Linked DNA regions of Homo sapiens: regions 1, 2, 3, 4 and 5 are each linked to region 6. A link is a loop called in an ENCODE intact Hi-C map of the cell type or tissue named here. Cell type or tissue: Caco-2. All regions are shown on one strand.

Region 1 (5,000 bases), 56 kb before region 6:
TTGTTTTGAGATAAGCATACGGTGTCTAGATTTTGTTTGTATGCCTTTGAGTAATGTGATAATAAAACAATTTAAGTCAAAATTGGGATTCAAAGGGCATGTTTGACTTTTAACAGGGGACTCATTCTCAGCCCCACACTAGTGTCTGCCACGCATAGTGTCAGTGACACCTAGTGGTTCAAGCAAGAACTGCAACTTCATTGAATGGTGGACGATTTCAATGACAAACAGGTTCTCCCTTAGATAAGCCTCTGGATTCCTCTGATGCGGTGTTGAAATGAGGGCCTACCAGTCCCTGGTGTCTCCCATATTGGCCTGTTCCACGCTGTAGCTCTTCAGCTATTTGAAGCGACTTTATGGAGGAGGGAATGACACTTTGTATACTAGGAACAAAATGTAGATACAAATGATGACTTTTAGAAGGAGAAAGTTTTCAGGAAGGCATTTCTAACAGTTAGAGTGGTTCAACAATGTACAGCACGAGAGCCACTAAGCCATGATTTTAGGATCACTTGGCAGCCTACTAGGCTCACTCACTAGCTAAGCCATCTACAATACACCAACCTCAGAGAATACACAATGCAATGTTTTTGTATTTGTAAATTTATGAATTGCTACATGCTACAGAACTTCAGGCAATTTATGAAAGGTCAAATCCACTGATTACAGAATTCTAAAGGTCATGATGGTCTTTCCAATGCTCTGTCCTCAGCAGCCTGTGCCTGACCCATTCCCATTACCATGCCTGCTTTCCCACCCAAGCTCAAGGCCATCCTGGAAAATGTTGCTTGCAGCATCATAGAGGCACCAACACCTCTGAACTCTCATAATTGTCTTTCTGAATCCTGGGATTGGGGACAGGGAGAGGAAGAGGGTAGAAGTGAAAATAAACCGAGCTTGCAGCACCTTCAGCACTAATCATGAGGTCTGCTGCTTTCTAACTGCTTCCCCACAGTTGTTTGGTGCCTATGGCCTCAGAATCATGTAGATCCTCTTTTAAGATTATAGTTCCTATCAACTGTTCTATAAATAACAACTTGAAATGTTATGTTTTCCCTTTGAGATATTCCCTCAGGTCTTGCATACTGATTAAACTACTGACTCAGTGGGTCTGAATGATCCCAGGAGCAGCTGACTCACCAAAATATGCAGTTTCCAATTGCTGATTATTTCTTCCCCCTTACCCCAACCAATCAACAACCCCAATTTTCTGGCATCTCACCCTCCACGATATCCTTAAAAACCCCAGCCCAGAACTTCTCAGGGAGATGGATTTGAGGATCTTCTTCTATCTTCTCACTCAGTGCCCTGTGATCACTAAACTCTTTCTCTGCTGCAAACCCTGCTGACCTAGTGTAAGTGGTCTGTTACTGCACAGCGGTCATAGAAACCTATTGGCCCTATAACAGTAGGTACCATTAATATATTCATATTTCCATTTTAGAAAGATGTGAAACTACTTTTCATAAGTTGTCCAGGCACACCCAGTTAGAAAGTGACAGAGCTGGGCGTCTGTCTGCAGACCTTGCACACTCAACTTCTGTTCTTGGAATGTGTCTCCATATGGTGGTCACTGTTAAGACCCACAAATCTGTCATCATTCCTAGGCCACATGAAGCCCTTCCAATCTTTGCAGGATTTTAGACCCACCTGTGTCTCCGGACGGACCATCCCTGCCTCCAAATGGAATGCCTGGAATTTCATTCATTTGTGCTCTGCCATGTTGCCAGAGTTTCCCCAAATGGGGCCAAATGTCAGCATGCTCTCAGGAAAAGGATGCAGTGTCACAAAGAAACTCCTGTCAAGTTTAGGCAGGTCACACAAGAGCAGGAAATCAAACATGAAGAGGATGGTCAGGGCCCCCAGTACAACATGCCCAGAGAACAGAACCTGCCACAAACAGCTCAGGTCCAGGGCCTATGGCATGGAGACCACGAAGCCAGGCACCTGATTCTAAGGAAAGGCCTCGAATCATGGCTGAGAATCAAAATGCAGAAACCATATGCATCTGATCTTTCCCAAATCTGGGAAGACTGGAGTCCAGAGGCCTCATGATCCCCTTAATTTATTAGGCTACCTCCTTCATTTAATGAGAACTGTCTTGTTAACCCCATTCTCAGGTCTGTAGAACCATGAGAGTTTTTGTTTTTAAATATCTTGTTTGAACACAAGTTCTTCTTATCTCAGGATCCCCATAAATCTCCTCTTTGTAAATAGGACTTTGGTCACCATCATACTTGGGATGAATATCTCATAATCTCTTAACTGCATTTTACCCATGACCTTACTAATTTTATCCCATTTGCTTGAAACAACTTTTTGTTGCCATCACTTTTCTTCCTGGCCTCTGTGGATTTTTCCTGAAGGCATCACAGTTGAAAGGCTTCACCCTTCTGAGGATGTTTGTGGATGCTGACCCTGTGTTCTCATTGAGTTTGCTCTGTGGATCGAACTCCTGAGCCTCCAACTGCAGATATTATGACACGTTAAGTACAAGGCCACCTTTGACTCTTTCATCGTCATGAAGGTGCAATTCTTTCCCTACCTGTTTGCAATTTGGAGCACATCTATTCTTTTCCCTAAGGCAGTGACTCTCAAACTCTAGGAAGCAACAGGATCACCTGAAACGCCCGTTGAACCATAGATTGCTGGGCCCCACCCATAGAGAAGAAGAAAACAGAGAGGAGGAGGGGATAGGAGGAGAGGGGAGAAGAGAAAAGAAATGACTAGAGTTATTGCATGTCATAGGGTCAGTGGTGAAATATGTATTTATTGTCTGTCAGTGGCAAAAGCTTTCAGGACTTCTGTCACCTCTCTGCTAAGAGTTCCTCCAGCCTCTGCTTGGTTAATTCCAGGGAAGGAGAAACCCACTGCTTCCCAGGATAGCACCTTAAGCCTTGGGGAGCTGAAACAAGTCACACGCCATGTGGGGGCAGGAGTGACAACCAGGAAGTCAGAGTTATCTCTGACCACAACTCCTTCTCTTATTTCCCTTGGTTGTGAACCTCTTTTTCTACCATGATCTCTGGCAGCCACTGGTATGTTTGCTGTCCCCATAGTTTTGTCTTGTAAGAGTGTCATCAACATGGAATCACACAGTTTGCAGTCTTTTGAGAATAGCTTCTTTTGCTTGGAATAATGCATTTGAGAGTCATCCATGTGAGAGAGGCAGGTGGCAGGGGGCTCCCCAGAAATACTCTAACCAGCCTGCACACTGGGGTGGAGCCACAGAAATTTGCACTCTTTGCAGTGGGGAGGACTCGGGCCTCTCCTCTTCCTGTGTGGAACCTGGGATTTGAAAAGTGGGAGGGAAATGCTCCAGCAGGGACTCTCACCTTCCAAGAGTTCTTCCTTGCCCCTTCCTTTTCACCCACCACAACCCTGTCTTACTCACCATTTAAATTGTCTGCAAGCCTGAATTTTCATGGCTGTGGGAGAAAGAACCTTGTTTTTAGCTGAACTAAGGAAAAGTTCTGCAACATTTTTGGCACCCAACGTTTGGCTAGAGAAGCAGTGAATGAAATGGGGACTCAAAACCTCTCGCTGTTGCTCCTAAGCCTTTTCATCCTCAGACTCCTGAGAGTAGATAAAACCATGCCCCCAACCCCCTTAGCTCCTGGGACTTTTAGTAGCATTTTCCTTCCTTTTTCAGGACCCACTGGTGAGCAGCAGCTCCCCACTGCTCTCCCCTCCCTGCCAGGGCTGGGATGCATGGCCCAAGGGTCTCACAGAGCCAGCTGGCTGGCATTTTCCACCACAAGCCACTGGAGCCTTCTCCTTCTCTGGTCAAGGGGTTCAGCTCCATTGGACAGTAATTAAGCTTTTCTCTTGGTAGAGGAACCCCTTGCCTAAGAATAAGAGATTCTTCCCCAGGCATTTTTAAACTATTCTCTTTTTTACCCTCTTCTCTACCCTGTCAGCAGTTAAGTTTTAAGCAAGATTTTTGTTTTTGTTTTTTGGGTTTTTTTTAGAAGACGTTTTACTAGGCCAAGCCCCACAACTATCACTGTTTGTACTCTCCATAAAGTTTTTCATTGTGAAAAAGAATCTCGTAGGGACTGGGTTTTCTTCTGCCTGTCTGTGTGTGTTATTATGTGTAATGTCTGTAAAAAGAGCTCTAATTAATTTGGCCTAAAGAAAGACCAGTACTTGAATCAAGTATTTTTTTAACGGAAGTTAAAAAGCTGCACTACACTCAAATCGTAGCAAGGATAACTATAGCCACCAGTTATCTAGGTGTGTCACAAGCCATCTTTTTCTCTTCCTTGTTGGAGAAGGACTCAGTTCCAGAGTCTCACTTTAACATTCGGCTTATGAGAAGGAGTCCATGCAAGCCCCTGAGACATATTTTTGTCCCAAACTCAATTCCAGGCTTCGGGTCAATGTTCTAAGAAAGAGAACTGGATCTAAGGGATCCAGAGGCAGGCAACTACAAGGCCAAAAGGCAGAGCACAGATGAGTGTGGCTGATTCCTGCCAATTAAGCCAACCCCAAGCTTCCTATTTCATGGATAAAGGCCACATTAATATCCACAGCATAAATGAGATCTAGGGAACTCCAAGGCTACCTACAGCAGGGGAGACAGGGCATACGTGGGTAAGAGTGGATGATCCCCACCCCTAAGAGCCCCCTGCTTCATGGGTGCAAGGCTCTTTTGCACTCATGGCAGGACCTTCCAAGGTCACTGGAACTCAGGGACGCAAGCACGGAAGAGGAAGGAGGATGCTCTTCCTTCTCTCCGTCACATGCCCCAGGTATCTGCTAGGAAGAGAAGTGAACCAGGGATGTCTGCTCCCCTCTTTCTAGATGGGTAGCCATTCATCTTCAGTCTGTACCCCTTCCGAATGCATCCTGAACCTCTGGGACTCCTTTAACAGGTGCCTCTTTTTTTCCTTTCTCCTTCTCTGTCCTCTCTTCACTAATAGGTAATTGTGTCTCTGTACTACAAGACACTCCCTTCAGATGCATCCTACAAACTGGAAAGAGTTAATTTCCCAAAC
Region 2 (5,000 bases), 190 kb before region 6:
GTCATTGTCCTAACAGTACTACATATATTGTCTCACTCCATCTCAAAATAACTTATAAGAGAGCTGCATTGTGCCCGTTTTACAGATGAAGATGCCACAGTGCTGAGATCCAGTTATCCAAGGCCACAGGACTAATATGAAGCAGTTTCAAACTCAGAAGGCCCACTCTTAATCACCATGTTATACTGATGTAGCACATGTTCCAGCAAATCTAAACTTTAGCAATAAAAATAAAATCTAAGAAAGAAAATGTCACAAGATCCATGAGAATGTAGTACTCAGGTGTCCCAGAAAAAATTCTAAGCTGACAGCTACACAGCTGCCCCAGAAAACAATGCATCCAAAAAGTCAGAGGACTTGGGGAAGATTGCTCCACTTCCACCAGAGGAAGTCACTTCCACTCCAGAAATTATAGAAATAAGAACACAGAATAAAGATTCTAAGCAGGTCTAAGTCAATTCTAAACAATCAGATGAGATATGTTATTCTTCAATAAAAATTACAGCAAATAGAATGACAATTAGAAATCCAGGGAAAACAAGACAGTCTAAGAAAGTCGTGGTTCAAATTTGAAGTAACTGAAGTGTGGGTAACTGGATAATTAATGGAGTGGAGAAAAGAGACCTTTATTCATAGAACATTCTCCTTTGAGTGCCCAAGGTTTAATTACATAGTATTTTATTTCCTTTTCCGTGGGCCTAATCACAGTACTTGGTTCTGCAGTGACTCGTGTTTACATAATAATAATGCCTTAAATACTGTTTAAGGGTTTTCAATTTTTAGAATCAACTTCAAGCACAGAACACTTAATTATGGCTACTTCAGTATTCAAATTCTATAAACACGTGCAACACAAAAGTGATATTATGGCTCACAGAACTCTGGAGGTGGAAAGCAGAGGAAAGTCTACATGCACTAACTTTGTGTATGTGTGTGTGTGTAGTGGAGAATCAATATAGACTTTTTCTAAAAATAATACATCAAAAAATTGAGATTTGGCTGGGTGCAGTGACTCACAGCTGTAATCCCAGCACTTTGGGATTGATTCACAAGGCCGGTGAATCATTTGAGCCAGGAGTTTGAGACCAGCCTGGTCAACATGGTACAACCCCGTCACTAATAAAAATACAAAAATTAGCCAGGCATGGTGGCATGCGCCTGTAATCCCAGCTACTCAGGAGGCTGAGGCAGGAGAATTGCTTGAACCCGGGGGGTGGAGGTTGCATTGAGCCGAAATTTCTCCACTGCACTCCAGCCTAGGCGAGAGAGTGAGACTCCGTCTCAAGAAAAAAAAAAAAAAAAAAAAAAAAAAGGGAAAAAAAAGAAAAAGAAAGAAATTGAAATTTAGGTCCTTTTTTTTAAAGCATAAATCTAGCCATTAGAAAAACCTAGTCATATTACAGATTGAAACCAGGAAGTAAAGGGGACAGGAAGACAGGAAAGCCCTATAATGCCCTAAATTCTTCATCTTTCCTACAATGTAGGTAATAGACACCATCTAGTATAGTTTGGATGTGTGTTCTTGCCCAAATCTCATTTTAAAATGTAATCCCCAGTGTCGGAGGTGGGGCGCAGTGGGAGGTGATTGGATCTCCGGGGCAGATTTCTCATGAATGGTTTAGCACCATCCCCCTTGGTAATGTCCTCACAATAGTGAGTTACTGTGAGATCTGGTTGTTTACAAGTGTGTGGCCCCTACCCCTGCACTCTCCCTCTCTCTCTTGCTCCCACTATGGCCATGTGATGCACCTGCTCCCAGGTTGCCTTCGGTCATGATGGTAAGTTTCCGGAAGCCTCCCAGAAGCTGAGCAGATGCCAGCGTCATGCCTCCTGTGCAGCCTGCAGAACCGTGAGCTATTAAACCTCTTTTCTTTATAAATTATCCAGTCTCAAACATGTCTTTATAGCAAGAGAGAATGGACTAACACACTATCTAAAGTGGATAAATCAAGGATTTCCATGTATTATCATGTTATTTATGTTTGTGTGCTGACCAGATAACTAAAAACAGAAAACGCTAATCACAGGAGTAAACCGAGCTACAGGGAGGAGAAACTTTACTTTTTATTGTATGTCTGTACCAGCTGTTTGAATTTTTAAACATGAGCACGTATCCTTTTGCCACGTATGTGCCTATTTAATGTGAAGCTGCGTCAGAGCCTTCTTGTTGCACATTGAACTCAAGTGCAGCCACAGTTCTAACAAATGGCCAATAGGTGTCACTAGGTCCCTGGGCTGTGCGGGGCTCTGAGCAGAGTAGCCAGGAGAGCTGACTGTTCTGTCTCTTTTGGACCCTGACAGGGAATGGGGCAAAGGGAGGCAGCAGCTGGAGGCCAGTGGCTTGCCAGCAGCAGAGCCGGCATTCGGCACACAGCTGCAGTTCTCAGGGCATGGGCAGCCCCAGATGGCACCACCACGGGGAAAATGTCCCGATGGAGGAGGTTCACAGAAGGCTGGGCTGGGCCAGCCTGCGTTAGGAGGGCAGAGACTGTGAGAAAGCAAAGGAAGCCAGTGAGAAAACAGAAACTGAAGCAGAGAGCAGTACTTGCATCAAGTGAGAGTGCCTGAGCCCACCTTCCCTAGATCCACCACGTGCCAACTTTGTGACTGCAGCAAGCTGCTCAGACCAGGAGAGCTGAGCACCTGGGAGTGGAATAATAGCAGTGCCCACCCTGCACAGCTCTGAAGACTAAAATATTCATAAACATTTTAGAAACTGCTTCTCAGTTTGGCAATTTCCTATAAAGTTAAGCATACACTTGCTGTACAACCCAGAAAATCCCCCCTAGGTTTTACCCAAATGAAATGAAAGCTGAGATTTACAGAAGAACCTATACAGTATATTTTTAGTAGTTTTGTTTATAGTCACCCAAAACTAGAAACAACCCAAATACCCCTTAATAGGGAAATGGATAAACAAATTGGACAAATTCTATACAATGGAATCCTATTCAGCAACTAAAAAAATGAACAAACTCCAGAAACACACAAGAACATGCGTTGCAGGACTTTTTCTTCTTTCAGCTAAAAATGGGGTTCTTTGTCCCACGGTCATGAAAATTCAGGCTCACAGACAATTTTAATGGTGAGTAAGACAAGTTTTTTTGGGTAAAGAGGAAGAAAAGGAGCAAACAGGGACTCTTGCAATGCCAGAGTCCCTGCTAGAGCACTTCCCGCCTGCCTTGGAATCCCAGGTTCCACACAGGAAGAGGAGGGGCCCAACTCCTCCCCACAAAGGGTGTGAACTTCTGTGGCTCCACCCCATTGTGCAGGCTGGTTGGAGTTTTTCCGGGGAGCCCTCTCCCGCCTGGCTGTCTCGTTCCCCTTTCTAAAGAAGTACATCAAACTTTTGTTAGATTAAGGATAAGGACGAAGACCCATTTTAACTGCTTCCTGCTGACAGGGGATGCTGTTTTGGGGAAACAACAGTCCGAGCTCCCTCAAAGGTCTATTTAAGGTTTCCCAGCAGAAGGGGACATTGTCAGAGGCTCCAGCTGCATGACTATTTGGAGTTTGATGGCCTGAAGGCAAGAAGAGACAAACTATGTTATTAGAAAACATGTATCCAAATGAAACAAGGGGAGGGTTAAGGACAGCTCAAAAATTCTGAGGCCTTTTACCAGTTTGCACAGGAAGAGGGAGGCCAAAAGCCCAACTGGTTAAAATACTTTACCCTTTTGCCAGCATGTTGGGCTTCTGGGTTCTCTTCCCCTGAGCCCAATCCTATGGCAGCCATTTTAAGGTTTGGGAAATTAACTCCTTCCAGTTTGTAGGATGCATCTGAAGGGAGTGTCTTGTAGTACAGAGACACAATTACCTATTAGTGAAGAGAGGACAGAGAAGGAGAAAGGAAAAAAAGAGGCACCTGTTAAAGGAGTCCCAGAGGTTCAGGATGCATTTGGAAGGGGTACAGACTGAAGATGAATGGCTACCCATCTAGAAAGAGGGGAGCAGACATCCCTGGCTCCCTTCTCTTCCTAGCAGATACCCGGGGATGTGACGGAGAGAAGGAAGAGTGTCCTCTTTCCTCTTCCGTCCTTGCATCCCCAAGTCCGGGCGACTTAGGCAGGTCTGGCGTGAGTGCAAAAGAGCTTTGCACCCATGAAGCAGGGGGCCCTTAGGGGTGGGAATCATCCACTCTTACCCATGTATGCCGTATCTCCCTTGCTGTTGGTAGCCTTGGAGTTCCCTAGATCTCATTTATGCCATGGACATTAACGTGGCCTTTATCCATGAAATAGCAAGCTCGGGGTTGGCTTAATCAGCAGAAATTAGCCACGCTCACCTGCGCTGTGCCTTTTAACCTTTGTAGCTGCCTGCCTCTGGATCTGTTAGATCCAGTTCTCTTTCTCTTTTTTTTCTTTTTTTTTTTTTTTTTTTTTTTTTTTAGACAGAGTCTTGCTCTCTCACCCAGGCTGGAGTGCAGTGGCAAGATCTCGGCTCACCTCAAGCTCTGCCTCCCAGGTTCACGCCATTCTCCTGCCTCAGCCTCCCGAGTAGCTGGGACTACAGGCACCCACCACCAAGCCTGGCTAATTTTTTGTATTTTTAGTAGAGATGGGGTTTCACCATGTTAGCCAGGATGGTCTCGATCTCCTGACCTCGTGATCCGCCCACCTCGGCCTCCCAAAGTGCTGGGATTACAGGCGTGAGCCACCATGCCCGGCCCAGTTCTCTTTCTTATAGCATTGACCTGAAGCTTGGAATTGAGTTTGGGACAAAAATGTTTCCCAGGGGGTTGCATGGACTCCTTATCATAAGCCAAATGCTAAGGTGCAACTGTGGAACTGAGTCCTCCTCCAACAAGGGAAAGAAAAGGATGTCTTGTGACACACCCAGATAACTGGTGGCTTCAGTTATGCTTGCTAGGATTTGGGTGCATGGTCCTTGGCTTTGGTTAGCTCCCTTGGTGTTACTTTCCCAAAAAAGAAACCTTCAAGTGATGGGCATCCTATTTATTCCCATCACCTGGCGGGATTTGCAGGATAATTGCTCAGAAC
Region 3 (5,000 bases), 180 kb before region 6:
AATGAAATATGCCAGGGAGCACACAGCCAGATGTAAACACGTAGAGCAGATGCCCAGGGCCCCCAGAGATTATTCAGAAGCCTGCAAATAAATTTGTTAGAGGAGCAGATTTTGTCCTTTGGTGGGGACAGCTTTCCAAAAGGGATAAAACCTATTTCAAAGCCCCAAGGATAGGGACACCCAAGCCAATCAATTAGTAGTAGACATTTTTTCTGGGTGGGAGTGGGGACGTTCTTTGCATGGTTAGATTCTAATAAATGGGCTCTCCTGCATCTCCCCACCCTACAGGGAATGGGGACAGTGGACTTCCCTCCTTTCCTCTACACATTCCCTGACCAGAAGGTCCAGGGGAAAGAAGGGGTGGGCAGAGAGCAGAGTGGTTACATGGGTGTGATGGTCAGAGGCCAGATCTCCCTCCAGGTCATCAGGACACTCAGGGTAGATCTCAGGAGATGGAAGTGTTCATGCCCGGGGACAGCCATCTCTGCACAGGAGAAATTCTTCCATCTCCCATGTAGGGAGGTTTTGAGGACTTTGGCAACAGCAGCCAACATCATTTGCGGGGTATGAAGGTCTCTGAAGGCCAGTGGGGGAGAAAACATCCACTCCTTGATGGAGCTGGTGCCGAGTGAGGGTCCTGGCAAGAACAGGGCTGCACTCTCTAACCAAATCCCAGACAGGAGTGAGGGCTTCTGCCTCATTATTAGCCTTGTCTTATCTCTGATTGTTATTTTCATTGGTGAGGCTCTTGGGATCATGCCACACAGTTAACTCTACCCCAGAGACTGTGACCCCAGGCACACATTTATACAGTTCCCCATGGTTTCCTAATGTTCATTTGAAATAATTGCCTTTTTCATAACCTGTTCTTTCTAGTCATTTGGAAACAAATACGTAATCTATTCAGCTTATCCATTGGCTTAGGTTTAATGACATTTCTTTCTGATGAGTGAAGAATCCACTGGGGGTGTGGAGGGAAGTGTTATAAATATACACTTTTAAAATTTTCTTTCATTGTAAATGGGTTTCAGTGGTTCATACTTTAAAATGCAGAAATAAGTTGACTAAAAGAATCAGTGTGTATCTATCCTCAGGGGTTTCCTATCCTCAAGGACATTTTTTTTTTGAGACAGGGTCTCCCTCTGTTGCCCCAGCTGGAGTGCAGTGGTGCTATCAGTGCTTCCTGTAGCCTCGACCTCCCTGGCTCAAGCAATCCTCTCACCTCAGTCTGCCAAGTAACTAGGACCACAGGTGTGCACCACCACGCCCAGATAATTTTTAGATTTTTTTTTTTTTTTTTTTTTTTTTTTTTGTAGAGACGAGGTCTCATTGTGTTGCCTACGCTGGTTTCAAACTTCTGGGCTCAAGCCATCCTCCCTCTTCTGCCTTCCAAAGTGCTGGGATTACAGGTGTGAGCCACCAATCCGGTCCAATAGTTTTACTTTGAAGAAAAATTTGGAAAATGCAGAGCCACGAGGGGGCGCCCTGGACTCTGGCCTGGTGGTAAAGCCAGCACCTTCAGAGTGGAGGAAGGATCTCCTAGACGCTGAGTTCAGAACGAAATAGGAGCATTGGCTGACCATCTGCCGGGGACCTCACTGGGCAAGCACAGGGCCTCACTTACTCAGCGCAGACACTCCCTGAAGTGGGTGCTTGTGCCCCATTGTGATGAGGTCACAGACTCAGGCAAGTTCAGCAATCTGTCCCGGGTCACTCAGATAATAAGTGGAAGACCCAGTTCTGTGCAGTTCTAAAGCCCGGGCTTTCCCAGACCAGCCGACTATGGCTTGGCCCATCTAGGGAGGGCTCAATACTTGGAAGGTGCTGGTCAGCGCAGAAGCGAGGCTGGTGGACACGTGTCCTCGGGGCAGGGTCACAGGCATCAGCCCACCAGGGAGGTGTTTCCAGCTGGGGTCACGAGGTCTCGGAGTGTTCCTGAATGTGGGAGAAACAGTCCCTCACCCTGACCATCTCGGAGTCTGTGTCCAGCAAGAGCCCTTGTTATTTGGAAGATACTCCCTTATTAATGGGGAGTATCTTGGTTTGCTGACTTGGTACCCATCCCCAGACAGGAGTATCTTTTCTATTATAAATGAGTAACTTGCTTTGTGCTTTAGAGATCATTGTCCACATAATTTTATCACCACGAATGTGTCACCAGGAGTCTGTTACTAAATAGTATAAGAATTTAGAGTTTTTAAACCTAAGATACTGAGGATAAAAACTGTAGACTTTGAGGTTCTCCCCATAAGGGGTAAAGAGTTTAGGGGGAAATTAGGTTCTACATCTGAAAAATAAAGTAGAAAAGATGTGGCCAGGAGAACTACTGAGGGGGTCAGGAACCAGGAAGGTGATGTTTATCAGGATGGGGAGAGGGGGCTGGAAGAGGGTCAGGAGCAAAAGAAAGGCAATAAACACTTACCCAGAGTTAATCTAATGAGATGACAATTCTTGTCTCCATTTTACACATGAGGAAACTGATGCTTAGAGAAGTTACATAACTTGATTAGGATCAAACAGCTAATATTTGGCAAGGCTGGGACCTGAACCTGGTTTTCCAGATACCAGTGCCCAGTCACTTTCCATAATGCCAAATGGCCTCTCAGAATCCCAACACCTCTTCTTTAAATGCTTTCCCTTTTTTCCTCAAATCCAGAAACTGTTGGTCTTTTGGGCAATTCTGACCACAGCCACTAAGTGGCGATATTGTCCAACTATGGCTCAGCCCTGTCTCTCCTAGGAAGAATGGGGGAAGGGAGGGAGTAGAAGATCCCCTGTTGTTTTTTGTGTGTTGTGCTGTTCGTAGCGCTTTTTTTTTTTTTTTTTTTTTTTGAGACGGAGTCTTGCTCTGTTGCCCAGGCTGAAGTGCAGTGGTGCGATCTCGGCTCACTGCAAGCTCCGTTTCCCGGGTACACGCCATTCTCCCTCCTCAGCCTCCAGAGTAGCTGGGACTACAGGCGCCCGCCACCACGCCCGGCTAATTTTTTGTATTTTTTAGTAGAGACGGGGTTTCACCATGTTAGCCAGGATGGTCTCGATCTCCTGACCTCGTGATCCGCCCGCCTCGGCCTTCCAAAGTGCTGGGATTACAGGCGTGAGTCACTGCGCCCGTCCGCGTGGGGCTTTCTTCTATCTATTTAGTCCTCCCAGCAACCCTGCAGAGGAAGTATTATCCCATTTTCCAGATGAGGCCATTGAGGATCTGCTGGATGACAGAGCTTAGCGGTAGAAGCAGGAATGGAATCAGTGTCCGGCTGGTTGCCAAGTCCTGCCTCCAAGCATCCTGGGTTCCCAAATATAAAGTCATTTTATGCCCTCAAATTTTAGTCTGGTGGGGAGGTAGATAGGGGAACTCCTTTAAGCCTGGGCTTGGACGGCCTAGTGAAGAAGAAGGGCGGGTGAGAAGTAACCATGCCTTTCCTTTGGTTACTGGAGGGAAGAATTAAGTTTTAAGGTGGAAGTTAAATACAGTTAAAATTACTCTGGTGTTGGGACAACTGGATTTCCACATGCAGAAGAGTGAAAATGGATCCTTATCTCACACCATGTGCAAAAATCAACTCAAAATCAATTAAAGACTTAAATATAAGGCCTGAAATTATAAATCTACTAGAAGAAAACAAAAGCAAAAAGAAATAAATAGGATTACATTAAACTAAAAGGCTCCTGCGCAGCCAAGGAAACAACAGAATGAAGAAACAATCTACAGAATGCGAGAAAATATTTGCAAACCAGGCATCTGGTAAGGGATTGCTATCCAAAATATATAAGGAACTCAAACAACCCAATAATAAGAAAACAAAGAATCTGATTAAAAAATAGGCAAAGGATCTGAATAGACATTTTTCAGAAGACATAAAAATGGCCTATGAGTATAGGAAAAAATGCACAACGTCACTAATCACCAGGGAAGTGCAAATCAACACCAGTGAGCTATCACCCCACACCTCTTAGAATGGCTATTATCAAAAAGATGAAAGACAGCAACTGTTGGTGAGGATGTGGAAGAAAAGAACCCAAGTACACTCTTGGTGGGGATGGAAATTAGTACAGTCATTAGGGAAAACAGCATGGAGGGTCCTCAAAATATTAAAAACAGAACTACCGTATGATCCAGCAATCCCACTTCTGGGTATATATCCAAAGGAAGTGAAATTAGTATGTTGAAGACATAGCTGCACTTCCATGTTTATTGCAGCACTATTCCCAATAGCTGAGATATGGAATCAACCTAAGAGTGCATAAAATGATGAACGGATAAAGAAAATGTAGTATCTATACATTGTGGAATACAATTTAGCCATTAGAAGAAAATTCTGTCATTTATGACAACATGGATGAACTTGGAGGAAATTATGTTAATTGAAATAAGCCAGCATAGAAAGAAAAATACCTCATGACTTCACTTAAACATGAAATCTAAAAAGTTGAAGTCATCGAAGTAGGAAGTAGAATGGTGATTACCAGAGGCAGGGGAGTGGGAGGAGATGTTGGGCAAAGGATACAAAATTTCAGTTAGAGAAGAATAATAAGTCCAAGAGATCTATTTTAAAACATGGTGACTGTGGCTAATAGTAACACACTGTATTCCTGGAAATTTACAGGAAATTAGATTTTAAGTGTTCTTATCTCACACACACACACACACAAACATAAGTATGTGATGTAATGTATATGTTAATTAGCTACATATAGCCATCTACAATGTACATGTATTAAAAACATGTCATATACAATAAATATACATGGTTTTGTCAATTAAATAAAAATAACATTTTAGAAATAGAAAAATAAATACAATTACTCTTGGGAATCCCTTAGAGTTCCTCCTGCTTTAGAAGAGACTGCATTTTCTTCCTGATGAAATGGTTGGCTGGTGTTTAGGGGCCATGCTATGTGAAAAATGTGTCCTTCACGTTTAAACGTTAGATCCACCCACAGACAGTGTGTGCTGGAGCCAGCTGCAAACCACTTGTGAGCTGGTTTTGTGCATCTCCTCC
Region 4 (5,000 bases), 180 kb before region 6:
AACTGCATGATTACATTTTGACGACACTCTTACAAGACAAAACTATGGGGACAGCAAACACATCAGTGGCTGCCAGAGACTATGGTAGGAAAAGAGGTTCACAACCAAGGGACATAAGAGAAGGAGTTGTCGTCAGAGGTAACTCTGACTTCCTGGTTGTCACTCCTGCCCCCACATGGCATGTGACTTGTTTCAGCTCCCCAAGGCTGAAGGTGCCATCCTGGGAAGCAGAGGGTTTCTCCTTCTCTGGAATTAACCAAGCAGAGGCTGGAGGAACTGTTAGCAGTGAAGTGACAGAAGTCCTGAAAGCTTTTGCCACTGACAGACAATAAGTACATATTTCACCACTGACCCTATGACATGTGATAACTCTAGTTGTTTCTTTTTTTTTCTCCCCTCTCGTCCTATCCCCTCCCACCCCCGTCTCTGTTATTTTTTTTCTATGGGTGGGGCCCAGCAATCTGTGGTTCAGCAGGCCTTCCAGGTGATTCTGATGCATCCTGGAGTTTGAGAGTCATTGCCCTAGAGAAAAGAACAGATGTGCTCCAGATTGCAAACAGATAGGGAAAGAATTGCACCTTTGTGATGATGAAGGAGTCAAAGGTGGCCTTGTACTTAATGTGTCACAATATGTGCAGTTGGAGACATAGGAGTTTGAGCCATAGATTTACAGAGCAAACTCAATGATAACATAGGCATAGCACACACAAACACCCTCACAAGGGTGAAGCCCTTCAACTATGATGACTTCAGGAAAAATCCACAGAGGCCAGGAAGAAGAGCGATGGCAATATAAAGTTGTTTCAAACAAATGTGATAAAATTAGCAAGGTCATGGGCAAAATGCAGTTAAGAGGTTATGAGATATTCATTCCAAGTATGACTGTGACCAAAGTCCTGTTTACAAAGAGGAGATTTATGGTGATCCTGAGATAAGAAGAACCTGTATTCAAAGAAGATATTTGAAAACAACAACTGTCATGGTTCTACAGACCTGAGAATGGGGTTAACAAGACAATTCTCATTAAATGAAGGAGGCAGCCTAATAAATTAAGGGGATCATGATGGCTCTGGATTCCAGGCTTTCCAGAATTGGGAAAGATCAGATGCAAATGATTTCTGCATTTTGATTCTCAGCTATGATTCCCCTGGACCTGAGCTGTTTGTGGCAGGTGCTCTCTCCCTGGGCATGTTGTGCTGGGGAACCTGACCATCCTCTTCATGTTTGATTTCTTGCCCATGTGTGACCTGCCTAAACTTGACAAGAGTTTCCTTGGAATCAAGTGACACTGCAACCTTTTTGCCTGAGAGTGTGCTGACTTTTGAGCCAATCTGGGGAACCTCTGGCAACACTGCAGAGCATAATTGAATGAAATTCCAGGCATTCCATTTGAAGACAGGGATGGTCTGTCTGGAGACACAGGTGGGTCTAATATCCTACAAAGATTGGAAGGGTTTTGTGTGGCCTAGGAATGATGACAAGTTTGTGGGTCATAACTGTGACCACCATCTAGAGACACACTCTAAGAACAGAAGTTGAGTGTGCAGGCTCTGCAGACAGATGCCCAGTTCTGTCACTTTCTAACTGGGTGTGCCTGGACAACTTATGAAAAGTAGTTTCACATCTTTCTAAAATGGAAATATGAATATATTAATAGTACCTACACTAAGTCAGCAGGGTTTGCAGCAGAGAAAGCGTTTAATGATCACAGGGCACTGAGTGAGGAGATAGAAGAAGATCCTCAAATCCATCTCCCTGAGAAGTTCTGGGCTGGGGTTTTTAAGGATATAGTGGAGGGTGAGAGGCCAGAAAATTGGTGGTGTTGATTGGTTGGGGTAAGGGGGGAGAAATAATCAGCATTTGGAAACTGCATATTTTGATTATTCAGCAGCTCCTGGGATCATTCAGACCCACTGAGTCAGTAGTTTCATCAGTATGCAAGACCTGAAGGGATATCTCAAAGGGAAAACATAACATTTCAAGTTGTTATTTATAGAACAGTTGATAGGAACTATAATCTTATAAGAGGATCTACATGATTCTGAGGCCATAGGCACCAAACAACTGTGGGGAAGCAGTTAGAGAGCAGCAGACCTCATGATTAGTGCTGAAGGTGCTGCAAGCTCGGTTTATTTTCACTTCTCCCCTCTTCCTCTCCCTGTCCCCAATCCCAGGATTCAGAAAGACAATTATGAGAATGCAGAGGTGTTGGTGCCTCTATGATGCTGCAAGCAACTTTTTCAGGATGGCCTTGAACTTGGGTGGGAAAGCAGGCATGGTAATGGGAATGGGTCAGGCACAGGCTGCTGAGGACAGAGCATTGTAAAGACCATGATGACCTTTAGAATTCTGTAATCAGTGGATTTGACCATTCATAAATTGCCTGAAGTTCTGTAGCACGTAGCAATTCATAAATTTACAAATATAAAAAAATTGAATTGTGTGTTCTGTGAGGTTGGTGTGATGTAGATGGCTTAGCTAGTGAATGAGCCCAGCAGGCTGCCAAGTGATCCTAAAGTCATGGCTTAGTGGCTTTTGTGGTGTACATTGTTGAACCACTCTAATTGTTAGAAATGTCTTCCTGAAAACTTTCTCACTCTAAAAGTCATCATTAGTTTCTACATTCTGTTCCTAGTATACGAAGTGTCATTCCCTCCTCCATAAAGTTGCTTCAAATAGCTGACGAGTCAGTGTGGAACAGGCCAAAATGGGAGACACCAGGGACTGGTAGGCCCTCATTTCAACACCTCATCAAAGGGATCCAGAGGCTTATCTAAGGGAGAACCTGTTTTTCTTTGAAATCGTCCACCATTCAATGAAGTTGCAGTTCTTGCTTGAACCACTAGGTGTCACTGACACTATGCGTGGCTGACACTAGCGTGAGGGCTGAGAATGAGTCCCCTGTTAAAAGTGAAACATCATGCCCTTTGAAGCCCAATTTTGACTTAAATTGTTTTATTATCACATTACTCAAAGGCATACAAACACAAAATCTATATAACGTATTCTCAAAACTATAAAATTAAAAGTATAGAAATAGAAACAAAGCAATAAAATTCAAGTTAATATAATGTACTAGGTAATGTTATTTTACTGGAACTAAATGGGTAATTTGGACTTTTTAACATCACTAATGTGCATTCACATCTTTTTGGTCTACTGGTCATGTACTTAAGTCTATTTACTGTACACATGATGGATCATCATTTGAGTAATTTTTAAAACTCCTACTTAAAAATTAGCTATTTTAAAAATCATCAACCCATCCTTTTAATATGGCAATACATTGAATAATACAACTCCAATAATTCAATTCACTTATACCCCATTTTCCACAATCCCTTGCTGTATTGATTCATTGTAATGTTAATTACCTTTGAAATATTTCCCTAAAGGAGTTATATATAAACACAAACTATTGTAGTAGCTATTAATATTTTCTTTGTGTCCTTCAGTGAATGAGAGCTAGCCAGACCTTGGGGAGCAGAAACTACCAGGTCTGCTCCATCCTTCCTGACACCGCCACCAGGTGCAACTTGGGTCAAGTGGTGCAGCTGCTTCACCCCTGCCCTGGAGGCCCCTGTAGTCTTAAGGCCCCAACACACCTGCCTCCACCAGCTTTGTCATCAGAGGCAACATACCCCAGAACCATCAGCTGCTGACACAGGATCTCAACTATGAGGCCAAATACGTGGATTACCCTCCCTGCCCTGCCCTGCTCAGCTCAGCTCAGCCATCACAGGTCTGGACCTTCAGGCGTGAGCTCTGAAAGGAGTCTTAAGCAGAACAGCATCATATCCTGGGAGCACAACTGGGAAGCTGGGAATCCATGTGTGGGTTCCATCCCTCCCTAGCCTCTGCAAATTAACATATAAGGAGAAGAGTCCCATTAATTCACTCAAGCTACCAGCTCTTTCCCACAGTGGTGCTGCACACACCAAGAAATGTGAGGATGTGGCTAGGCATCTGTTAGAAAAATTTCCAAATATTCCATTGTAATTACAGGTCTCTCTAACATCTACAGTGGGAGCTGATCTGCATTAAGTAAGCATCTCAAGAGTGAAGAATGGCTCAATTCCAAGTGAACCCAAATCTCAGCCCTATAACAGCCAAGATACCCTGCTCTGCCTTTTGTTTCAGGAAACAAACTTTGTAGTTTCTGCAAAGCTCTTCATCCTTACCCCAGAAGGGTTTGCAATGAGCATGCTGTTTCCTTCCTTTCTTCCTTTCTCTCTTTCTCTCTTTCTTTCTTTCTTTCTTTCTGACAGAGCCTCGCTCTATCACCCAGGCTGGAATGCAGTGACATGATCTCGGCTCACTACAACCTTCGCCTCCTGGATTCAAGTGATTCTCCTGCCTCAGCCTCCTGAGTAGCTGGGATTACAGATGCGCACCACCATGCCTGGTTAATTTTTGTTTTTTTAGTAGAGACAGGGTTTCACCATGCTGGCCAGGCTGGTCTAGAACTCCTGACCTTGTGATCTGCCCACCTCAGCCTCCCAAAGTGCTGGGATTACAGGCGTGAGCCACTGCACCCAGCCCTTGCTGTTTTCTTTAGGCTCTGCTCCCAGAAATAGTAACACAAATAATACTGGTTACCAAGGCGGTAGGTCTTTCAGAAATTAAAATACACATGCACACTCACAGACATGTACATCAATGGGGTACTACCATCACTGGAAAACACTGCATAAGCCCTGGACATTGACGTGAAGTGCAAATGTTTCCAACAAATTCAGAGAAAGACCGCAGAAACTAAGCTTTCAGAATATAGCTACCCACAGTCCAGCCTCTCAACCCATCTGTGTCTACACAGTAGCTAAGCAGAGAACATCAACATCAACATGTGTCTCTCTCAACTTAAGTTCCAGGGGGAAGATGCAAATAGAAAGGGGAGACATGGTTTGACTCATGATATCATCAGAAAAATGACAGACCAGGCCAGACTGTCCCCCATTCCCATGTAAGAAGAAAAACAGTACGTGAATCTAATATGCAGT
Region 5 (5,000 bases), 120 kb after region 6:
GTGCCCCTTCTCTGCCTTTCCCCACAGCTGAGGCAGTCTAGGTGCAGGTGGCACAGTGGCCCAGACCAACCCCGCACAAATGAATCCCACGCTGGCCAGTCCCGCGAGTCCCGGCTGCGCCTTTGGCCAGGTGTTCCTGGGCTCCCAGGTCACCGCAGGGAGCCAGATCGAGGCAGCAGCCGAGGCTCCCGGCCTGGGAGCTGGTCCTGCCCCGGCTTGCGAAAGTGGGGATGGCACAGTCAGCTGCCTTGGGGACATGGGGCACAGGCGACCCACTGCCGTCACCGCTGCTCCCGCAGCCGCTCCTGCTGCGCTGTGCAGCCTGGGGCGGGGCTCAGGCCTTCGCCAGGCCTGGGCTGACATGCAGGGCAGGGGTGACATCGCCGCAAGTTCCCACTGCGGCCCCAGCGCTCAGGGTGACCTGGGGCTCCCCTTCGTCCAGCTTGAGACCCTGCCAGGGGGGTGCTTTCGGGAGCGGACTGCGGGCCCGGGAACCGGCGGCCGGGAGCACCTAGCTCGGCGGTCACCCAGACGCAGGGTGGATCCTGGAGACGCAACCTCAGGTGCCCTGACGAGCTGAATCTCCAGCTCAGGAGGCGCAGGAACCTGGCGCCGTCAGCAGGGTGGGCGAGGCTGGCCAGGTCCGGGAAGTGGGCACCCTTCCCGCTTTCAGCCCCGGGCCCCTTTAGTGCGGCCACCGCCGGGCGATTGGTGCCTGCCGGTACTCTGTGCACAAGTGCGGCACAGCCCTGGGCCCAGCTCCGCCTCGGGGTCCCTCCGTGCCCAACTGTGCAGTTCCCCCGCCGGCGGGTGGCTTGACCCCGCCCGGCCCAGCCGCAGCAGCTCCCAGGGGCGGGCTCCAGGGCGGCAGGCCCCGGGGACCCTTCGCCTGGGCGTCCGCACCCGAGGACCCACGGCCCGCGCCCGCACCCCACCGCAGCGGGGGCCCTGGCAGAGGCCGCTTCGGACCGCCCGCCGCTGCCATCATCCCCTTACTGGTTCCTGACGCCCTCAGTAGTTACGCCTGGGACGGGACCACATCTTCTCAATCCTATTTTCAGAAGCACTGACAAATTCCCCTAAAATCACCCTGAGAGATATTCTCGAAATCCTCAGTACTTCGAGTCTAAAAACAGAAAACATTTTATTATATTCATTATTGCATATATACACAATATAATACATTGTATATTATATAACATATATAATACTCTTATTATGTTATATAACAGTATATATATACTGTTATTATACAATATATTTAACAGTATGTAACACATAATGTTATATAATGTTAAAATAAAAGACACCCCTGTCTGGGGACAGGCACCTAACCAGCAACCCAGACACCCCATTCCCATTAACAAAGTCTCTTCCCAACCACAAGGGCTCTTGGTGGACACAGACTCCGAGATGGTCAGGGTGAGGGACTGTTTCTCCCACATTCAGGAACATCCCGAGGCTCCGTGACCCCGGCTAGAAACATCTCCCTTGTGGGCAGATGCCTGTGACCCTGCCCCGAGGACACGGGCGCCCACCAACCTCGCTTCCGCGCTGACCAGCACCTTCCAAGTATCAAGCCCTCCCTAGATGAGCCTTAGTCAGCTGGTCTGAGAGAGCCGGGTCTTTAGAACTGCACAGAATTGGGTCTGAATCTCATTTTCCACTATATTACCTGAGTAACCCTGGACAGATTGCTGAACTTGCCTGAGCCTGTGAGCTTATCACAATGGGGCACAAGCACTCACTTCAGGGAGTGTCTGCGTTGAGTAAGTGAGGCCCTGTGCGTGCCCAGTGAGGTCCCCGGCAGATGTTCAGCCAATGCTCCTATTTCATTCTGAACCCGGCATCTAGGAGATCCTTGCTTTATGAAGGTGCTGACTTTACCACCAGACCAGGGTCCAGGGCGCCCCCTCGTGGCTCTGCATTTCCAATTTTTCTTTCGAAATAAAACTGTCCTTGGGGAAAGGAGAGTCCTGAGGAGAGATACCCACGAATTCCTCAGCCAACTCACTTCTACGTTTTAAAATATGAGCCACTGAAACCCATTTACAATAAAGAAAAATGTAAATATAGTTTTAACACTCTTGCCCCCCACCGCACAAACACAGTGATTCTTCACCTACCAGAAAGAAATACCATTAAACATGTGCAAATGGATAAGCAGAGTAAATTATACACTTGAGGACCAAATCTCTCACAAAACAAGAAAGGCAATTAATTCACACATGCAGTAGAATAAACCATGGGGTAACTGAATGTTTGCCCCAGGGTCGCAGTCTCTGGGATGGAGTTCAAGTGCACAGCATGATGCCAAGTACCTCACCAATCAAAATAGCCATCAGAGATAAGACCAGGTTAATAATGAGGCAGAGGCCCCTCCCTCCTGGCTGGGATTTCTTTAGAGAGTGCAGCCCTGTTCTTGCCAGGACCCTCACTTGAGGGGGCCAGCTCCATTGAGGAGTAGATGCTTTCTCTTCCACTGGCCTTCAGAGTTGGTGGGACCCCGCAAATGATGTTGGCTACTATTGCCAAACTCCTCAAAACCTCCCTATACAGGAGATGGAAGAACCTCTCCCATACAGAGGTAGCTGTCCCCTGGGCTGAACACTTCCATCTATGGAGACCCTGACCTGGAGGGAGAGCTGGCCTCTGCCTATCCCACCCATGTAAACACTCTGCTCTCTGTCCACCTCTTCTTTCCCCTGGACCTTCTGCCCAGGGAATGTGCAGAGGAAAAGAGGGCAGTCCACTGTCCCCATTCTCTGTAGGGTGGGCAGATCCAGGAGGACCTGTTTATCAGAATCTAAGCAATAGAGCAGCATCCTCACCCCAATTATCTACTGCTAATTGCTCTGCCTATATTTGGGTGTTCCTGTATTTGGGCTTAAATTAGTTTTGACCCATCTCCTAAAGCAATCACCACCAAAAGCCAAAATCTACTCTTCTAACATAATATGTGTAGGTGTCCAATAGACCTTGTGGCCTCAGATCTGCTATAGCTGTTTCCTGGGCAGGTGCTCCCTGGCATATTTCAGGCAAATGACATTTATTAAACACTTACTATGTGCCAGGGGCTGAGGCTACACACTTGATATGCATCTCATGAATCCTCAAACAACTCTATCAGGTAGGCATGATCAGTATATCCACTTTACAGATGAGAAAGTGAGGCTTAGAGAAGCAAAGTGACTTATCCAAGCTTCCAGGCAGACGAATAACAGAAAGGATTCAAATCCAAATCAATCTGGCCCCAAAGCACTTGTTCTTGTCCTACACTTGCAGTACAATCTGGATTGTTTTTATCAACAGACCTTTACAATAACGTCTGTGCTAGGACAACTATTACTGAGCTTGTCTGGTAGCAAACAACAAACTCTTCCTATGTTTTCCTTGCCGAATACTTCAACTTGCTCATATTTTGGGGGCCCAGATGACATTTCCTTTAGCAGACTTATTTTAACTACCTTCATTCCCTTCTAAAGATGTTTGTGATGAATTTCTGACCTATCTGTGACCTTGAAGTCTGTTCATATCCAACAAAGGAGGCAAATGATAAGATTTTATGGACTTAGGTGGAATCTTGCCTGTAGATGGGAAATCACTCTCTGCGTTCCTAATGCTTGAAAACAAGGACCCTCTTGCCCAGATCTTGGTTTCTAAAGCAATTCCGCAGTAAACCAAACTAGAGCTCCTGGGAGAAATGGCTGCTTCTAGAACTGAAGCAGGAAATATACAAGATGGGCCTGGAGCATCTTGGAGAGTCCAAGTAAGAAAGTCCTCAAAAAAAAAGGCACACAGTGATGAGGCTGTGTCAAAAGAACACGGCACCAAATGGCCAAACTGGAACAATCTGAGCTACAAAATAAATATAGTGGCTTTGGATTATAGCCCGAAGCATAAAATACATATCAATGACTTTATACTGATACAAATAAATGATTGATTGAATAAAGAAAGAAATAAAGAAATTAAAAAAGGGGAATGATTGATTGAATAAATAAATGGGAAACAAGTAAATGGAGAAAAAATCTTCTGTGCAGAAAATTCCAAGTAATGTGTGAAGACATTCCACTCTCAAGGAGGTAAAGTTTAACTCCCTACTCTTTAAGTCTGGGCTGCACACGGTGACTTCTTTTCAAAGAGAACAGTGTGGAAGAGGGGAAAAACGAGTCACTTTACAATGGATGAAACTCAGCAAGCTTTACCTTTGTCAAGATAGTTGAGGTCAGCATCAATAGTAATGTCACGATGACAGCATGCACCCTCAAATGATGCGATGAAAATGGCACTTTACCTCTGTCATCCTCCTCCCCAAAACCTAAATTCCAAGTCTCATCATGAGAGAAACATCAGGCAAATCCCAATTGAGGAACATTCTTCAAAACACCTGACCAGTACCCCTCACGAATGTCAGCGAAAACAAGGAAAGTCTGAGTAGCTGTCACAGCCCAGAGGAGCCTAAAGAGGTATGTAGGGTGGGATCTGGGAACAGAAAAGGACATCGCGTAAAAACTAAGGACGTCTGAAGAAAGTATGGACTTGAGTTCATAAGAATGTATCCATATCGGTTTATTAATTGTAACAGATGTTAATAGCATAAGATGTTGATAAAAGGTGAAACTAGGTGTGGAGTCTGTGGGACTCTCGGTACTATCTGCCCAATGTTTCTGTAAATGAAAAACTTTTATAAAATATAAAGGTTATCTTATTTAAAGTGCTGCCACTCCTGAGCCCATGTTCTTTCTTGTTACCACAGCTCCTGTCAGATACTCAGGCATGTCCAGACATCATTTCCACAGAGGCCGGCCAGGTCTGTGTGTGAGGCTTCTCCCCTCTCTTACCCAGGAATGTTAGGTCCCAAACAAAAACCCTGTTCCCACTGCTGACTCTACGAAAGCAGAACTGAAAACTGATTGGGCTCTGTTCGGAGTCCCCGTTCATGGGGGCTGACTCCACATCCATTCCTGAGATAGTCACTGAGCACGGCCTGTGTTCCA
Region 6 (5,000 bases):
TTGTTCATATAGCTTTTATTGACTTTCTAGTGTCTTTCAGTTCAGATTGAATGACTCCCTTTGCATTTGTTATATCGCAAGTCTGCTAGTGACAAGTCTCCATTTTTGTTTCTGTGGGCATGTCTTAACTTCTCCTTGATTTGTGAAGCATAGTTTTGAAGGACAGCAAATTCTTAGTTGTAAGATTTTTTCTGAACACTTTGCATATGTCATTACAGTGCCCGTTGGCATTCTTGGAATTAGCTGTCAGTGTTATTGGGGATCCCTTGAATATGCAGCCTCACTTTTCTATTTCAGCTTTGAAGATTCTCTGTTTGACTTTGGCTTTTGATCATCTCATTTTGATATGTCTAGGTTTGGATGTTTTTGAATTAATCTTACTTTGGGTTCATTGAACTTTTTGATTGGGTAGTTTAGTGTCTCTCTGTAAAATAAAATTTGAGAGCAGAATATAGAGTAGGGGATGTCCCACTCATATCCTCCCACAGCAACAAGAATTTGAGAGCCTTCCACAGACCAAAGTACAGTTGTGAGCGTATTGGACTCCAGGTCAAAGGCAGCAAAACCTTAGGAGAGCCCAAGACTGAAGAGAGCTGTTTTGAGAGGGTGTTTTCACAACCAGGTAGCAGGCTCACTGTACATGTTCCTGGATACAGACCTGGAAACAACACTTTGCCCCAGTAAATCTGGATATAGCTCTCTTTGGCTTTGGTCCTGCCACCAGAACAATCTGCCAAGGGACCTGAGAGGAGTCATAACCACCCCTGCCTTGGGCGACAGGCCTGTTGACTTTGATCTTGACAGAGAACCCTGAAGCAAGGCACTTGGCATCAGCCCCTTCTGTCCTCATTTCCACCGTGACTATTGATTTCATTCTGAAACACAACTTATTCTCACCCAGTTGTGGGCAGAGAGTATTCCTAGCCACCCAGGAGCCCACTGGGAGATATGTCTGTCTGTGCTCATGTTGGTACATCTTCTAACTTTGGACTGATTGCAGATTCTGAAGCAGCCCTGCTTTAGCCCTGCTCAGTCATGGTCCAGGGGCAGTCTTTCCCTACCATGAACATGGTAGGAGGCATACCCGTCTAATCCTCCAGAGACCTGCTTGCAAATTGTGAACCCTGAAGCAGCCCTGTGACTCAGTTCCACCACTCTCAGTAACAGTACAAGGACAGTCTTGTCAATCCAGGGACCCATCCAGTGATCCAGTAGGAGCACTCCAGGGACTCAGAAAGAGCTACTGTCATCACACTCATGAAAACAGAACCACCATCTGCAGGCCCAACTGTGGAACCTTGAAACAGTGTAGCCCTAATGAACAAGATTTTAGACAAAGTCCAATGCACTCAAGGACCAGACAGAATCTACAGCCACTTGAGCTGCTGATAACAGTTCCACCAACGACGGACCATATTTGGACCCAGCTAAAGCCACATAACATGTCTCCAACCCCATTGAACTTAGAACTGAGAAGCAATCCTATAAGCCTGGAGACCAAAGAGGAGAAGGTCTTTGTCTTCCAAAAACAGTCTGTAAAAACTGGAAGATGTGTTTGCTTCTTCCAATCCACAAACACAAATGCAAGGCACATGGACAATAACATATCAGACTACCCAGAAGTCTCCACTTATCTCCCATCTGGCACTTGGTGACTCACACATTCTGCTGCTGCCTTCCTTTAACTCACCAAAACATTACCAGCATTAGGCAGTTGTGTGTAATTAACTTACCAAAATTCCCATGGTTGGGGTTTGTGCCCATGTACATGTTTATGCCTTTGCACAGGATGGCTGGGATGTCAAAAATGAGATTAGAGGTCTGGATTTTTAAACATCCCTGGTGTTTTGCCAGCATGGAACGTTCATTGCTGACTCTCTCCAGAGTTCCTGGCTTCTAGCCACAGGGCTGGTTTCCTCTCTGAAGGTTCATCTTTTGCATTCTCCTTCCTTACAAATAGTGTTCATAGCCAAGCACTTCTCAAAGAAGTTCAGTCTGGAGAGCTGTGGGCATAGGGGTGGGGCGCTTATGAGGTTTAATCCCCATTGCCCTGAGGGTGACCAGCAGATAAGCTGCCCAAATTTTGATTCCACACAAGGAGTTTCCAACTCTAGAACTCATGGACTGCCTTTTGCAGTAACTTCCTCATTACCACGTGGGGTAGTCAGAATCGAGCCAATCTTGAATATCCTCTCTCCTGGAAATCTGCAGAGCAGTTCTGGGTGAGAACAGAGGGTTCACTCAAGATGACGTGCATGGGGCCACATAGTGGGATGGGAGAGCGGCTGTGATATCAGTGACAAGTCCTGAGCTTGTGGTCAGGAGTCCAGACCCTGTTGCTTGATTAGCCATGTGACCTTTCACAGGTCGCATAACACCTCTGGGATTTGGGTTTCACATTGATTAAATGGGTTTAATACCCAGGAACCTGACTACCTTGAGATGGTCTTGGGGTCAGGCCTGCAGCTCCAGCCTTGGGGGTGTTCTGCCTGGGCAGCCATCAGGGGAGACTACTTGAGGAGAAGGAGGCGGTGCCTGGGGGTTAAGAAGATGGTGCTCCTCCCTCAGGCTAATGGGAGGGGGAGTTCTTAAATGTCCTGGAGTATCCAGGTCTGGAGAGAAGAGGACATCACCTGAGCCTCAGCAGGTAGTGGTGGGTTTCAGGCTGCTGAGGCTGTGGCAGAGGGAGTGTGAACTTCTCTGCCCCACCCCTTTGAAATACTAGGAGCAGAGCTGACACAGGCTGAAAGGAAAATTTAGTTGTGATGCAGCCAAGAGCCTGTCAGCTTCTGCAGGGGGTTCTTCTTACCCTGCGTGTATGGAGAGTTGATGACCCCTAGTGGGAGCTGAGAAACCACACAGCCGCCTGCAACAAGTAAATGCTGATATTTGCATTGGAGATGTGGGGAGTTAACACTCTCCACAGGAGATCTGTTCTTTTGCTTACAGCTTCTTACTTAGGCAACTGAGAATTGAAGTTTTTGAAAAATCAAAACAGAAATTTAACTTATTATGTGAGGTAGGGACAAAGTAAAGTCATCAAGTTCAGGAAGGGCATAGCCCAGCCTTGCTGTAAGAGGGTGACTTCTGTGCCTGACCATAGGCTGACACTGGTGACCACGGCCACCTGGGGCAGAGCTGTGAACCCAGAGAAGCAGGTGAGTGTCAGGAGAGGGTGTGGGAGGGAACACCAAGCTGGCTGTGCCCGAGAGAAGGGGGCCTGTCTAATACACTGCCAGGAACATCACAGAATGAGGTTATGCCTTTATTTCTTCTGCAATTACTTATTGACTATGTGTGGTACTGTGGGGACTGGGAGGGGAGGAAAGAGCTGAATGGTTTTCTCTCGACTCGTGGGCTGTCTCCCCAGTAGTAACTTGCTGGCCCTGCCCTTGAAGTGGGGAAACTGTGAAGGGCTCCTTGATCAAGCTCGTCCTCTTTTCTTACCTCTTCCTCTCTTCTGTTTCCGCTGCAGCTGAACAGGCCAGCAGGCAACCTGCCATGGGGTCCTGCTCCAAGAACCGGTCCTTCTTCTGGATGACTGGGCTCCTGGTATTCATCAGCCTCCTCCTCAGTGAGTGGCAGGGTCCCTGGGAAGGGAGGGCAATTGGAGAGGGCTGGGCTAGCTGGGCTCTGACCAACGGGTGGGCTGTTCAACTTCTGATGTCTTTGGGCAACAACACAGAAAAACACTCTGTTATGATTTACGAATGCAACATATTTGGTTGGAGTCCCAAGATGGAAAGAATGAAACATTTTTTGGTAGTGAGAAGGCTGGGAACCCCGAGCCAGGGCTACCTTCGCTGCACTGAGAGAATCGTCACCCACTGCATGGGCCTAGGGCTGCTCTCCAAGCAAATCATCACAAAAGAGAGGGACCTTGAACGTCTCAATCTTAAAGTCGTGTTTGTAATTTGCATTACTGTTCATTTTAAAAATTAAAAAGAACTTACCTTTGGGTAAAATGTGTATATAGTGGGCACCCTTCACATCCCTGTGAGGTGCCTTTTCCTCCACTGGGAAATGCTGCTCAGACCATGTTTATTACAGCACGGTTCTAGGAAAAACCCTAGAAAGAAACAGGAGGAGCCCATCAATTCAGGAACATGTGAACAAGTCAAAGAGTGTCTGTACCATTGCATATTATGGAGGTTACAAAAACAAATGTTCTAGTTATCTGGAAGGACTGTTCAACTTCCATGAATTAAGATGCATAGATTCCCATCAGCAAGACTCAGGAAACTGAATACAATACAATCTCGCTTCATAAAAGGAAACACAGTCACCAAAATTTAAGCATCTAAATGTTTCTAAGACTATGCTAAAAATGTGGAAGGAATCAGTAGATTGCCAACATGGGCTACGAGAGGACATAAAATTGAGGAAGAAAACACAGAGAGAGGGAGAAAGTAGAGAATACAGAAAGTTAAGCAAAAAGTGAACTGCAAAAAAGACTGTCCTAATCTAGGCTGTATATCACAATCATTATTTTATGAACGATTATATGGTTGTAAGTGTAATAAAATTAAATTTTAAAATGAGAAAATAATAAGATTTAGTGCATTTTGATGAAAGCTGTTCTTGTTATAATTTTTTGCTTTTATATCCCAGCCACTAATCGGACTTACAGGGAATTATATGAAATCTAATGGATTACAGAGCACTTGTAACACAGGAGGTCTTGAAGGAACAATGAGCTTTGCAATAGAAAGGGGTTAGATCTCCTTTCTATCAACAGCAAAACGCAGGCTTTCTCTGCTTATACGATGCTCTTTACCTGGAAATATGTCTAACTGGGTAGAGTTTTCTCCACTAGGCACTAGATTTGGAGGATTACTAAAGAAAGAAAGAGAGAGAGAGAGAGAAAGAAAGAAAGAAAGAAAGAAAGAAAGAAAGGAAGGAAGGAAGGAAGGAAGGAAGGAAGGAAGGAAGAAAGGAAGGTGGGAGGGAGGGAAGGAAGGAAGGAGGAAGGAGAAAGGAGAAAGAGAAAGAAAGAAAGA

The links. Hi-C counts contacts between places; a loop is a spot of excess contacts. Peaks named below come from ENCODE experiments on the same cell type or tissue, not always from the same donor. Only the 100,000 strongest peaks of a DNase experiment are listed, where the experiment ranks them.
Region 1: it touches region 6 in a loop (11-fold over the local background); 3 of 110 quality-filtered maps call a loop at or near these places.
Region 2: it touches region 6 in a loop (19-fold over the local background); 5 of 110 quality-filtered maps call a loop at or near these places.
Region 3: a loop joins it to region 6, with 23 times the contacts of the local background. A loop is called at or near these places in 9 of 110 quality-filtered maps.
Region 4: it touches region 6 in a loop (11-fold over the local background); 9 of 110 quality-filtered maps call a loop at or near these places.
Region 5: it touches region 6 in a loop (5-fold over the local background); 7 of 110 quality-filtered maps call a loop at or near these places.

What each region holds. Positions count from the first base shown.
Region 1 is chr1:157,365,273-157,370,272 of GRCh38, reverse strand. No RefSeq gene overlaps it. Among named protein-coding and RNA genes, the nearest start is that of LINC02772, 93 kb to the right of the region's middle. RefSeq lists a silencer at 161-230. In Caco-2, a CTCF peak has its summit at 184 (motif pointing left); DNase peaks (open chromatin) are centred at 222, 2,442 and 2,892.
Region 2 is chr1:157,503,063-157,508,062 of GRCh38, reverse strand. No RefSeq gene overlaps it. Among named protein-coding and RNA genes, the nearest start is that of FCRL5, 47 kb to the left of the region's middle. RefSeq lists an enhancer at 2,266-2,505. In Caco-2, a CTCF peak has its summit at 2,221 (motif pointing right); a DNase peak (open chromatin) is centred at 2,242.
Region 3 is chr1:157,487,252-157,492,251 of GRCh38, reverse strand. No RefSeq gene overlaps it. Among named protein-coding and RNA genes, the nearest start is that of FCRL5, 63 kb to the left of the region's middle. RefSeq lists an enhancer at 1,531-1,670. In Caco-2, CTCF peaks have their summits at 1,481 (motif pointing right) and 2,696; DNase peaks (open chromatin) are centred at 1,491 and 2,711.
Region 4 is chr1:157,494,084-157,499,083 of GRCh38, reverse strand. No RefSeq gene overlaps it. Among named protein-coding and RNA genes, the nearest start is that of FCRL5, 56 kb to the left of the region's middle. In Caco-2, a CTCF peak has its summit at 2,854 (motif pointing right); DNase peaks (open chromatin) are centred at 473 and 2,803.
Region 5 is chr1:157,190,727-157,195,726 of GRCh38, reverse strand. LOC107985211 (a long non-coding RNA gene) reads right to left here. Exons shown (of 4, transcript XR_007066653.1): 4 at 4,548-5,000. Among named protein-coding and RNA genes, the nearest start is that of ETV3, 55 kb to the right of the region's middle. RefSeq lists a silencer at 1,711-1,943. In Caco-2, a CTCF peak has its summit at 1,889 (motif pointing left); a DNase peak (open chromatin) is centred at 1,886.
Region 6 is chr1:157,309,157-157,314,156 of GRCh38, reverse strand. It overlaps LOC101928202 (SLAM family member 5), which reads left to right and starts at 2,855. Exons shown (of 6, transcript XR_001738254.2): 1 at 2,855-3,158; 2 at 3,476-3,574. RefSeq lists an enhancer at 3,185-4,384. In Caco-2, a CTCF peak has its summit at 2,849 (motif pointing left); a DNase peak (open chromatin) is centred at 2,816.